Linked DNA regions of Homo sapiens: region 1 is linked to region 2. A link is a loop called in an ENCODE intact Hi-C map of the cell type or tissue named here. Cell type or tissue: heart right ventricle. All regions are shown on one strand. Links, peaks and the distances in the headings refer to the core of each region. The heading gives the core; the rest is flanking DNA.

Region 1 (5,385 bases), core at 155-5,154, 210 kb before region 2:
AACATACTAAAATATCCCCTGCTGTCTTTCCCACCAACGGCCAACATTGCTAATCAATGAGACCCTAGATGAGACCCTGGAATCTTAGCAACACTGAACTCTAGGCAGCCACCCACCAATAAACTGGAATGCTGAAAGAGGTGAAATCAATTTGCCATCCCATATATAATGTTACATGAAAAGAACAGAGACAAAATTACATACGCACAAAACCAAACTCAGGAAAATAAAATATATTTGTGTCACATCAGTTATTTATCTGATACCTGACATACTCAACTAAATACAGGGGTGTGCCTAAGCTCTGCCAATGAGATGTAAGTGCAAGTGTTGTGCGGAACTTCCAGGAAGGTTCATTAAAGTATTTGAATCAACTGAGAGAAAGCTGTCTCCTTCCTACTGCCTGGAATGCAAATATGATGGCTAGAACTCTTGCAGCTATACTGCACTTAAAGGTGTTCTTGGTGATGGAAGCCATGTTCAATGTAGCAGAAAGATAAGGATCTTTTCATACCATAAAACCACAACCAAACCCAGAAATTCCTGTTTCTAAACTTGCATACTTTAAGAAATAAATTTCTATCATGTTTTATCTTCTGCTTTTTATTTATTTCATGACACAGCCAAATCTAAGCCTAATATGAGGCATCAATTATTTTTACCCTGTTGGCTCTCCAACGTAGATGAATAAAGATAAGAAAGGAATGAAAACTGACTAAATGCTTACATGTTGTGCAAATATTATCTGTCAAGGAAAGGCATTTTACATATATTTCTTATCTAATCTTCATAATAAACATGAAAATAATTATTTCCCTATTTAGTAGATGAATAAACTGAGGCTTTGACAGATTAAATAATAAATCCAAGACCCAAATAACTGGTAAAAGAAAGAGATAGATTATAAATGTAGTTGTTTGGAGCCAATAATCCAGTCTTTTCATGATACCATAATGATCTCCAAAGCATTGACTGGGTGCTTACTAAGTGCAAAAGCACTGTACAAGACTATCTTGAACATATAGAGGTATACACAGTGTGTTCCCTAAAGGAACTTAAAAATTAAGTGAGAGATGTTCTTAAAAGTGAAAGAATATGATGTTCAATAAGTTAAATAAATGAACAAAAGTAAAGATGCCACATCAGAGGATATGACAGACAAACTATACGGATTATATTTGTTATGTAAGCTAAGAGGCAGTGATGACTTTAACTTGGAATGCTCTTATTTTTCTTTCTTCGCCTCCCACTAACTGACCTCTATGTTCTCCCTACATGCCAGATACTCTGTTTAGTACTGATGTCATGAAGGCAAGCAGCACACAACACCACTCTGAAGAAATTCAATATACAATTAAGAATATCCCCTAAAAAATGGAATTGATTCCAACTGACACAATGAAGTGTAGATAATCTGAACATCAATTTGATGATCATGGAAAAATCTGGAAGCAATATTAAGAACTGCCTTCTCAAATCAGATACATCCCCAGTGGACTTACTGAAATTTTCCTCCACATTTTTCAGATATGGATAATCTTCAGGTTAAGAATATCTCATTATTCTCAGAAAAATAAGCTTGAAAAGATATGCCAAAAGAGGCAGGATCATCCAAAAAGGAGTCTACTATTTCCAATAGGCAGTCCTTCTTGGAACTTTATGGTAAGAAGCAGCAGTAATGAGATCAAAGTTCAATTATGCTTAGGGTGATGGTCTTTGAAAGCCCATCCCAACCACCCTCTTCTCTGATTTTGGATTTTCAGAACTTAGTTAATATCAAGATATTAGGTACATTTCATACAATTTTAAGAATACAAGGCTAAACAGAAGGCAGATTGGACCAGACTTGGGGAACCTGGATGCCAAGCAAAAAAACTGGACTTTAACTTACCATGTAACTAGAAAAAAAACTCAAGTCATAAGTGAGACCATGAGGGGCAATATGATCAAATATTTTAGGATGATTCACGGGCTTCAGTACTTAGGAATGGATTGGGGTCTGGGAAGGGTGGGTGTAAGTCCAGCAGTTGAAGACTAAGGAGGAGACCGTTTCAGTAGTTGGTGTATATAGTGCTATTATGTATGTACACACACACGCGCGCGCGCGCGCGCGCACACACACACACACACACACACACTATATGTATATAGAGCTAATGGGGGCAGGAGGAGGGTTAACATGCTGCTGAGCCAAGACGAAACACCCATTAGTTACAGCATGGTCCTCAAACACAACAGATAAGTATGCGTGACTTGTAAGCATTTCACTACACTAGACAAAAAGTAGAAAGATTTGCAAAAGAACTGAAAACATCTTTGTATTGACTTCCTGGTGCCTGGGCGTTGAGGGCCCACTGGAGAGTATCATGTTATTCTTAGACAGGTAGTGTCTCAGTACTGTACTGAGGGCATGGTCACCTCAGCTCTCAAGTCTTTTTACTCTCTCTAAATTAATCCTGGAACATCCTGTTCTTACAAAATCAAGCAAGTATGAGGAGTGCCATGGAAACCAGAAAATTAGCAGGAAGACTGGAAGCCAAGATTTCCTGTACCTACCAATCGGTAGAGCTCAGTAATGCTGATGTCTTCCGGATCCACCATTGCGTACTCTTTCCTAGGCACCAGGTCCAGTCCCAGTTGTCTAGAAAACAAATTGCAAAAGTTTGGGGGAAAAGTTACCTCCATGAAATATGTTAAAAACAATTGGTTTTTTACTATATCACTTGGAAATTAGGTATATCACCCACCATGCTTCTCTCACCTTGTATGACTTGTTACCACAGTTGGGGTAGACAATATAACTCCGCTGGACACTGGGCAAAACTTAAAACATAGAAGGTGAGAAAGACAAGCAAATCCAGGAGGGATGGGTTGGCACTCTCAGTGGAGTGCTCCTGCCACTGGGGGCCTTAGCACCACATGGTGTGGAGCCTTCAGCGCCCTTCAAATTATCACGAGAAGGCCTTCCACACTGGAGTGAATGGAAACTAGAGCTAGACATCATTTGGTTCTAGAAATTGGAGTTGAGGGGAAGGAAATTTGGTCTTTAGAATTTGACCTAGCACCAGTATACCTAGCTGTGCCCAGAGTCAACATGTTTCTTATATGAATCTCTGGCAACTTGTGCATGGTCCTTATTTACAGCAAATTCTGAGGTCAGTCGTTAGGAGAAACTCAGTAAAGGCAGGAAATGGAAATGGGGGAAGAGTTTTGGGCCTGGGCTGGCAGAATAGTTTAACCCTTTATGTCAGATTTCATTGTGGCTGACATGTGGCTTGCTGTGCTGAGAAGTATTCTAAGGTTATATCCAGCCTCAGAGGTATCAAGTATGGTAACTGACTTGTGATGTCTTCCCATCAACAGAGGAACACGAGTCTAACTCTATTCTGGTTAGCTTCCCTCTAGCGACCTTCCTAGCATGATCCCCTCCAGGGCACCCACGGTACAATGCTGACACCAATGCCACACAGTTCTGTTCATCTCCTTAACCCTCCATGATCATCTCAAAGGCTACACAACGCCTGTGTAATGCCCTATCGATCAAGGCCGAGATGATACCCTCTTCTCTAGCAGAGCCCCCTCAACCACCACATCCAAGGCCGAATGCTCAGTTCTCTGAGGATCACTTGTTCTAAATCCTTTTCACATCACCACTCTTTCTAACACAGAAGGCTTCTGGCATCACACTTCCAATTATAGAACCACAGCTTTCTTACTTTCGTATTTTAAAAAAATCTGAAATTCTTCCATGCCCTCCCCCAAAATCTCATTAAGGTTTCATAAGTAAAATTTATTAATTCAGCACCTACTTCAAGCCAGGCACTGCCCCAGCCACCCTGAGGGCTATTTGTTCTTAAGAAGATTAGAAAGCTGTCACCTCCTTGACAGTAGGAGCTGTCTTTCAGATAGTAAAACAGTTTCTCAATTTTCCTAAATGATGTTTCTCTTTGGGAAACCTAGAAAAAAATTCACACACCCATTATTTAATGTTAGTTGAATTTTTAACTCACAATAAACACTGTGATTTGTTTTCAAAATGTCCATGTTCCCCCTTGCTACATCTCACCAGGGATTCTGATAGGGTCTGTTTTCCATTCTCCATTCCCTTCTGAAAGAGAACCACCGTACTACAGTGTAAGTCAGCATCTGACACTGGGTCAATATTGCTGATGAAGATCATTTAGCAAATGAAAGAGGGCATATAACCACTGTGATACTTGTCTTACTCATAGCTCCTTCTATGAGAAGCTGCTCTATCCACTTTCTCTGCTGGGAGTGGTGGTGGCAGACAAGGTAGTCATCTGACCATCTCCCCTTCCTGAGCCACACCTGATTGTACCATGGGTAAGCACCTGACCTAAGGACAAATAACCCAAAGACTGGCCAGCAGCTTATGAGAGGCTGGTATAAAATGCTCAGCCCAAACAGGAATATTAGACATTGGCTGTCAATAAGATTCCTTCCTTGAGAATCTGAACTTGGAAATTCAGACATCAGTCACATGCAGGAGGAAGATAAGATACGTGAAGACAGGTGACCTACATGGCTGCAGAATGAGTGCAGAAATTCTGCAGCCTCAGAAACCTGTAATCTACAAGCCTTTTTCTCCCATAGTCTTGATTGTTCAGCTTCTGTTAGCTTCCTGGCGTCCTGGTTATGTGAAGAGTCTTATTTATTTCTATTTGGTTTTGTTAATTCCTAGGTACATCTTCCCATGGTTTGAGGTTTCCTAGCCCACAGAGTAGAATCAAGGAAGTGCCTTACAAAGAATAAGGAGAAATGAGGCAAGTAGGGAAGAGAGAGGATGAGAGGAGATCACACAGGGAGAGCGTCATGTTTTCTATCAACTCAGTCACTAAACTACTCTGTGACACCAAGAAGAAAGGATTAACTGATTGCCTCCTCCCACATAGTATTAGCAGAAAAGTCAAAGAACATCGTGTTGTAGGACTGTATGGGCAACAGAAACATGTACCATTATTTTAGTGCTGTCTGAGGTTCCCAGGCAAGAACAATTCTTTTGCTGGCCCTGTTAGGAAATGAGATTAATGATCTCTTCTTCCTAAGCTTCCCACATCAAGAGGGCTTCTCTTCACTACTCTTCAACAGTTTGATATACAACGTGAGATGGAACACATTCTTAATTTATGTTCATCCAGAGATTTATGTGCTGGCAGCTTATTTTGCAGGACAATTTCATCTGGTTTAATAGGCAAGAGATTATCTTAATTTGCTTTCCATGAGCACTATTCAATAAGAAAACAAATGTATACTTAAAGGAATAAGGTAAATTCATAATCTCTGTACTGTAAGTTATTTTAAAATAAACAGTCAAAGAATTTCAAAGAAAACGGAATCATAGCTCAGAAAATTCATGAAGTTGAA
Region 2 (5,385 bases), core at 74-5,073:
TATATTATAATTATATATAAGTATACTTAAATATTATATATTATATAGTATATAACTTAAACATAGTATAATTTAAATATAGTATATATACAGTGTTTGTGCTTGTGTGTGTGTATATATATAGTGTGCATTTATATATAATTATATACTATAGTTTCTATTTATCCTTCCCAAAATCTCTTGAAGGAGAAGAATCGATCCTAAATCCATCTTTCTTCCTCTGCCCAGTCTTAGAAGGAATCACACACAAAAAAAGATAAACCATTTTCCAAGATACTTAACATCGGTCAGGTGACAGGAATAAGAGGGGACAAGGGGGAGGGGAGGGGGAGGAGGTGGAAATTACCCAAAAGGAAGAGGAAGAAGGTTTTCCAGATATTTAAAATGTGATTCCACTCAGCTGTTTATCTTGGGCGATCTTAGCAGCCGGTGACTCACTCCTATGGGAAGTATCTCAATATGAAACTTCTATTCTTTTGTAGAAGTTCTGAGTCTTCCAGGATATGAGACACTCTTTCCTCCTCAGGGCTGTTTCTTCAGGTGCACAAGTGAATAATATCATCACCATCCCAAGTCCTTATCTTCATTTTAAAGCTTGAAGGGGAAATATCTGTCTTAACTTTCACACTGATTTATCTGTGATACTTTATGTACTCCCTTACTGTGTATTTAAAAACAAAATCAGGGTAACATCTATCTTGAAGAAATGTTGTTCAAAGTAAATGAGATAAAACTATGAAACATTTCTAGCTCCTTCACTTGTCCAGTCATCCAGTTCTATATCTCTTTGGATGCTTATCAAGCTAGCATATTGCCTTATACATCATAGGCATATACCATAAATAATCATCCAACAGAAGTTTTTCTACCAACATGTCGTAAAATATGCCCTTATGCTTGTCACTAAGAAAAAAAAATGCAACAAGTAAATCTTTAGAGGAAGGTACTAGCTACTCTCAGGAAACACATACTTAAGGATAGTAGAAAAAGAAAAGAAATTCCTCCAAATATTGCTTCATTCTCTTCAGGGACCTGATATTCAACAGCCAGGACTTTCAAAAACAAAGTACTCCTAACCCAATGCCCCAACCAAAGTTTCATATAATAAAACTTCCATCTACTTTTTAAAAATGCTAACCTATATGATTAAACCTGTCACCCTAGGTTTTTATAAAAAACTGTAGCAAAAAGAAATGAAGCATCTGAAGACTCTACCTCTTTTGGTTGCTTTGAAGGCACCCAAAGTGATGTGACAACTCAAGACAATGTGAGCAACTTTGCAAAAATGCCATTATTCAAATAAACAGATACCTGGAGTTACTAGTCGATATCTACCATCAAAAAATCTAACTCAAATGGGTGCAGTCGTTTATACTTGTAATCCTAGCACTTTGAGAGGCTAAGGCAGGAGGATCACTTGAGCCCAGGAGTTCAAGACCAGCCTGAGCAAAATAGTGAGACCCTGTTTCTACAAAAAATGAAAATAAAAATAGCCAGGTGTGGTGGTGCATGCCTATAGTCCCAACTACTGAGAAGGCTGAGGCAGGAGGATCACTTCAGCCTGAGAGATCAAGGCTGCAGTGAGCCATGATCACACCACTGCATTCCAGCCTGAGCGACAGAGCCAGACCATGCCTTAAAAAAAAAAAAAAAAAATTCTAGCTCAATTAAGTCTGTGCCTCCAGAGGTGGGCCTGCAGAGTCAGATCTCAAATCACAGAGAGAGCCAACACTAACTACATTGATTACACTGAGGTTGAGGATCCTGCTTCTACTTTTTTTATATCCCTCTTCCTACAATCCCTAAAATGTCTTTAACCCTTCTGCTTGGGCTGCCATATAAAGTACCACAGGCTCGGTGTTCTAAAGCATGGAAGTCCCAAATCAAGGTTTGGCAGGACTAGTTCCTGGTGAGGACTCTCTTCCTGGCTTGCAGACTGCCACCTTCTTGCTGCACCCTCACATGGCCCTTTCTCATGCTACCTATGAAGAGAGCATGTGAGCTCTCCAGGATCTCTTCTTATAAAGACACAAATCCTGTCAGATCAGGGCCCCACCCTTATGACCTCATTTAATCTTAGTAACCTCCTTACTCCATATATATCCATATTGGGAGTTAGGGCTTCAACATATGAATTTTGAAGGAATACAAACATTCAGTTTATAGCACCCATAAATAAGCAATTATTCCTATTATTCTGTAATTGCTAAATAAAACCTCTTCAAATTGTTGACTCTCTATGTTGAAAGGTCTGTCCTGCACAAATTATCCCTGGGTCCATAGTCCAACAGGACAGAGTTTATAGAACAAAGGAAAAGTGAGCAGTGACACCAACATCAGTCTTCTAAGCAAACATTTCATGGAGAGAGCAGAATTTTTACCTTAGGTGAATTCATCTGAAGCTGTTTCAACAAATTAAAAGAGCAATTAGAGCTCCCTTTCAAAGGCTTAGACCCCACAGCTATATGAAAACACATCTTCACTGTGGATACTGGAAAATGAACACAGCAGTGACATCACAGGCAGTCAAACTCATATAACAAGGAAAGCTACTTTAAAATTTTGAAACACAGTACTTTCTGCACATAAATGACAAACTAAATTCAGGCTGTCCAGACTCAACTTCTACCAGTCCAACCTCTAATCCTGAAAGGAAACCTCACAAAGGAAATAATGTTTGGCTTATAGAAGAACTTACATAATGATTTTCTGATTATAAAAGAAATGTATGCTAATTTAAGAAATTACTAGAAAGTATGAAATTAAAAATAAGCCATCTCCTCAATTATAATAATTGGTTGTAAGAACATTACAGGTAATGTGTATGCCAATTCTTCACCTCTGATAAGTATTTTCCCATTTTAAAACTCATTACAATAATTTCTACATAGTGTATACATGATATTGCCTAACCTGGGGCAAAGAACATAAATATTTAGTCTTCTGAATCAATTTCTATAACTATGGATGAGAGTATTAATGGAGATTTTACATACAATTAATACAAATATAGTTCTCCTAAAAAAACAAACTGGAGGCTGGGCGCAGTGGCTCACGCATGTAATTCCATCCCTTTGGGAGGCCAAGGTGGGCAGATCACCTGAGGTCAGGAGTTCGAGACCAGCCTGGTCAACATGGTGAAACCCCATCTCTACTAAAAATACAAAACTTTGCTGGGCACAGTGGTGGGCACCTATAATCCCAGCTACTCGGGAGGCTGAGACAGGAGAATCACCTGAACCTGGGAAGCAGAGGTTGTAGTGAGCCAAAATTGTGCCACTGCACTCCAGCCTGGGCAACAGAATGAGACTCCATCTCAAAAAATAAACAAACTAGCAAACAAACTGGAGAAGGGGCAAACCTTTACTATGTGTGCAATTTTTTAGGAATCCTCAGATCTTAATGTTTTTCATCCAGACTACTGGAGAAAACCTCAGAGGTTTCTTCTCTCTTCATTCTTTATAGAACTGCCTGTTGATGTTTTGGGTTTTCGTATTTCTTTGAGACCCTGGCTAACCCCTGAGCCTGTTATCAAGGCAGCTTTACAAGCTCCTCAACCAACTTTGGCTACCAGAGGAGAATGGAGAACAGGTTCTCTCCTCTCCCCACAAAGTGAATAATGTTTCATCCAGGATCTCGGTTGGGGCTATTTTCGGTTGCCTTATGTACATGCATCCCCACGTTCCCAAACCTGCCTACTTCTGGTTGCCAACAACGGATGAGATTATTCCATTTTGGAGAAAAAAAAAAATAAGACATAGAACCAAATCTCCACGTTTCTGCTTAAAGACTTCAGGGAGAAATTTTTGGTTAATGTCCAATTGATAGTCTAATAAACAGCAAATTTCTTGGTTTAGGAAAATGTTTCACAACTTGGGAGATAAGTTGTTAGCAAATTCAACCAGGAAAACTTACAAATTTCATATCCAGAAGGGTTCTCACCAACCACCCTCCCACGAGGGGGCACAAATGGGGGAGGAGAACAAATACACATGTGTTAGTAGTTTCCAAAAGCCTCCCATGTAAATGTCATGCTCTCCCCTCTTCCTCACTCTCCCGTTTTCTTGAGAAACAGCCATGTTTTCGTTCATTGCTAAGTGACAGATGCCTGTCCAGATTTAGTTGCCTTCCCGCTTCCATAGAGATGCAAATGTGATCACTGATTAAGGCAACCTGGATCTCGAACCTCTCTACAACGCGAAGGACTGAGCTAAAAATAAAGGTATGGGTTCAATTCCACTTTCAGATCTGCGTTCAAGGCTAGTTGATGTGTACAGCTCCAAGCCAGGTTCCCAGTTGTAAGTTATTATATACCATGTACCACGGTTTTAGGGCAATTCAGATGAAATCATCTCTTATCCCCCTACCTCCTTCTCTGTCACCAATACCCTGCCAGAAAAACTACACTATCCAGTAAGCTTTGTTATTGCAATACTTTCAAAGCAACTACAAAATCACTGTCCTTATGAAGACCACAGTACACTTCTCAATGGTGAAGTGGCATCTTCTATAGACCCCTTTCCACCCACCTACCCACCTTCCTGTCCTGCTCGTTTCTGAGAGTGGTCATCTCTCAACAGAATTAAAAAGATGGGGTGAAAAGAGAAGGATTACAGATGCTTCCGGCAGTAAATGGCGTGCTCCAAGTTGGATGTATTGACCTGGTCTCTAAGCTGGTGACAGAGAGTGGGGAAGGGGCAATGGGTCTTCCTGTCATCTTTCCAGTCATTGAGGCCTCTCTGTTTAATAAGGGAAAGCCAAAAGAAGCCACCAATAGGTTTTTTTCTCTTTTTAATCCAGCTTTATTGAGGTATTGTTAACTAATACAAATTGTATATATTTAAGTTGTACAAACTGATGTTGATATCACCTTAAATATACACACATACATTGTGAAATGATTACCACAATCAAACTAATTAACTATCTAGCACCTCACACAGTTCCCTTTTTTTCCTGTAGTGAGAATACTTAAATCTATTCTCTTAGCAAATTTCAAGTATACATTATTGTTAACTATAATCACCACGCCGTACCACTGAAAACCAAGAAAACATTGGTTTTCTTCAACCAGTTCCACCTGCCTTAGGGAAATTTCACGTGAATTTTGCCAACAGACGTTCTGTCAGACTTAGTTTTCAGTATTATTAATGTTTGCCTCTTTCTGTGAATTTATTGTTATTTCACTGATTAGTTAGGAGAGCCTACATGAGGGGAAGGGAACCTAGTGCCATCATAAGCTAGAATTCCTTCCTTTAAGTCACTTATTTTTCAGGAGTGCCATAGTATAACTTTAAGAATTCTTGTGGTTCCTAAGAGGTATTATATATTTACCAAAAAAAAAAAAAACTGTATGTACAAATCTATTGCTTTATATATTGAAGC

Evidence for each region. Peaks named below come from ENCODE experiments on the same cell type or tissue, not always from the same donor. Only the 100,000 strongest peaks of a DNase experiment are listed, where the experiment ranks them.
Region 1: a loop joins it to region 2, with 1.9 times the contacts of the local background. A loop is called at or near these places in 13 of 110 quality-filtered maps.

What each region holds. Positions count from the first base shown.
Region 1 is chr7:111,981,750-111,987,134 of GRCh38, forward strand. It overlaps DOCK4 (dedicator of cytokinesis 4), which reads right to left. Exons shown (of 53, transcript NM_001363540.2): 7 at 2,557-2,641. Among named protein-coding and RNA genes, the nearest start is that of DOCK4-AS1, 180 kb to the left of the region's middle. In heart right ventricle, for the core only: no CTCF peak of the experiment used is centred there; no DNase peak of the experiment used is centred there; H3K27ac peaks cover 1,429 bases.
Region 2 is chr7:112,191,961-112,197,345 of GRCh38, forward strand. All of the region lies in intron 1 of DOCK4 (dedicator of cytokinesis 4), which reads right to left. Among named protein-coding and RNA genes, the nearest start is that of DOCK4, 12 kb to the right of the region's middle. In heart right ventricle, for the core only: no CTCF peak of the experiment used is centred there; no DNase peak of the experiment used is centred there; H3K27ac peaks cover 2,114 bases.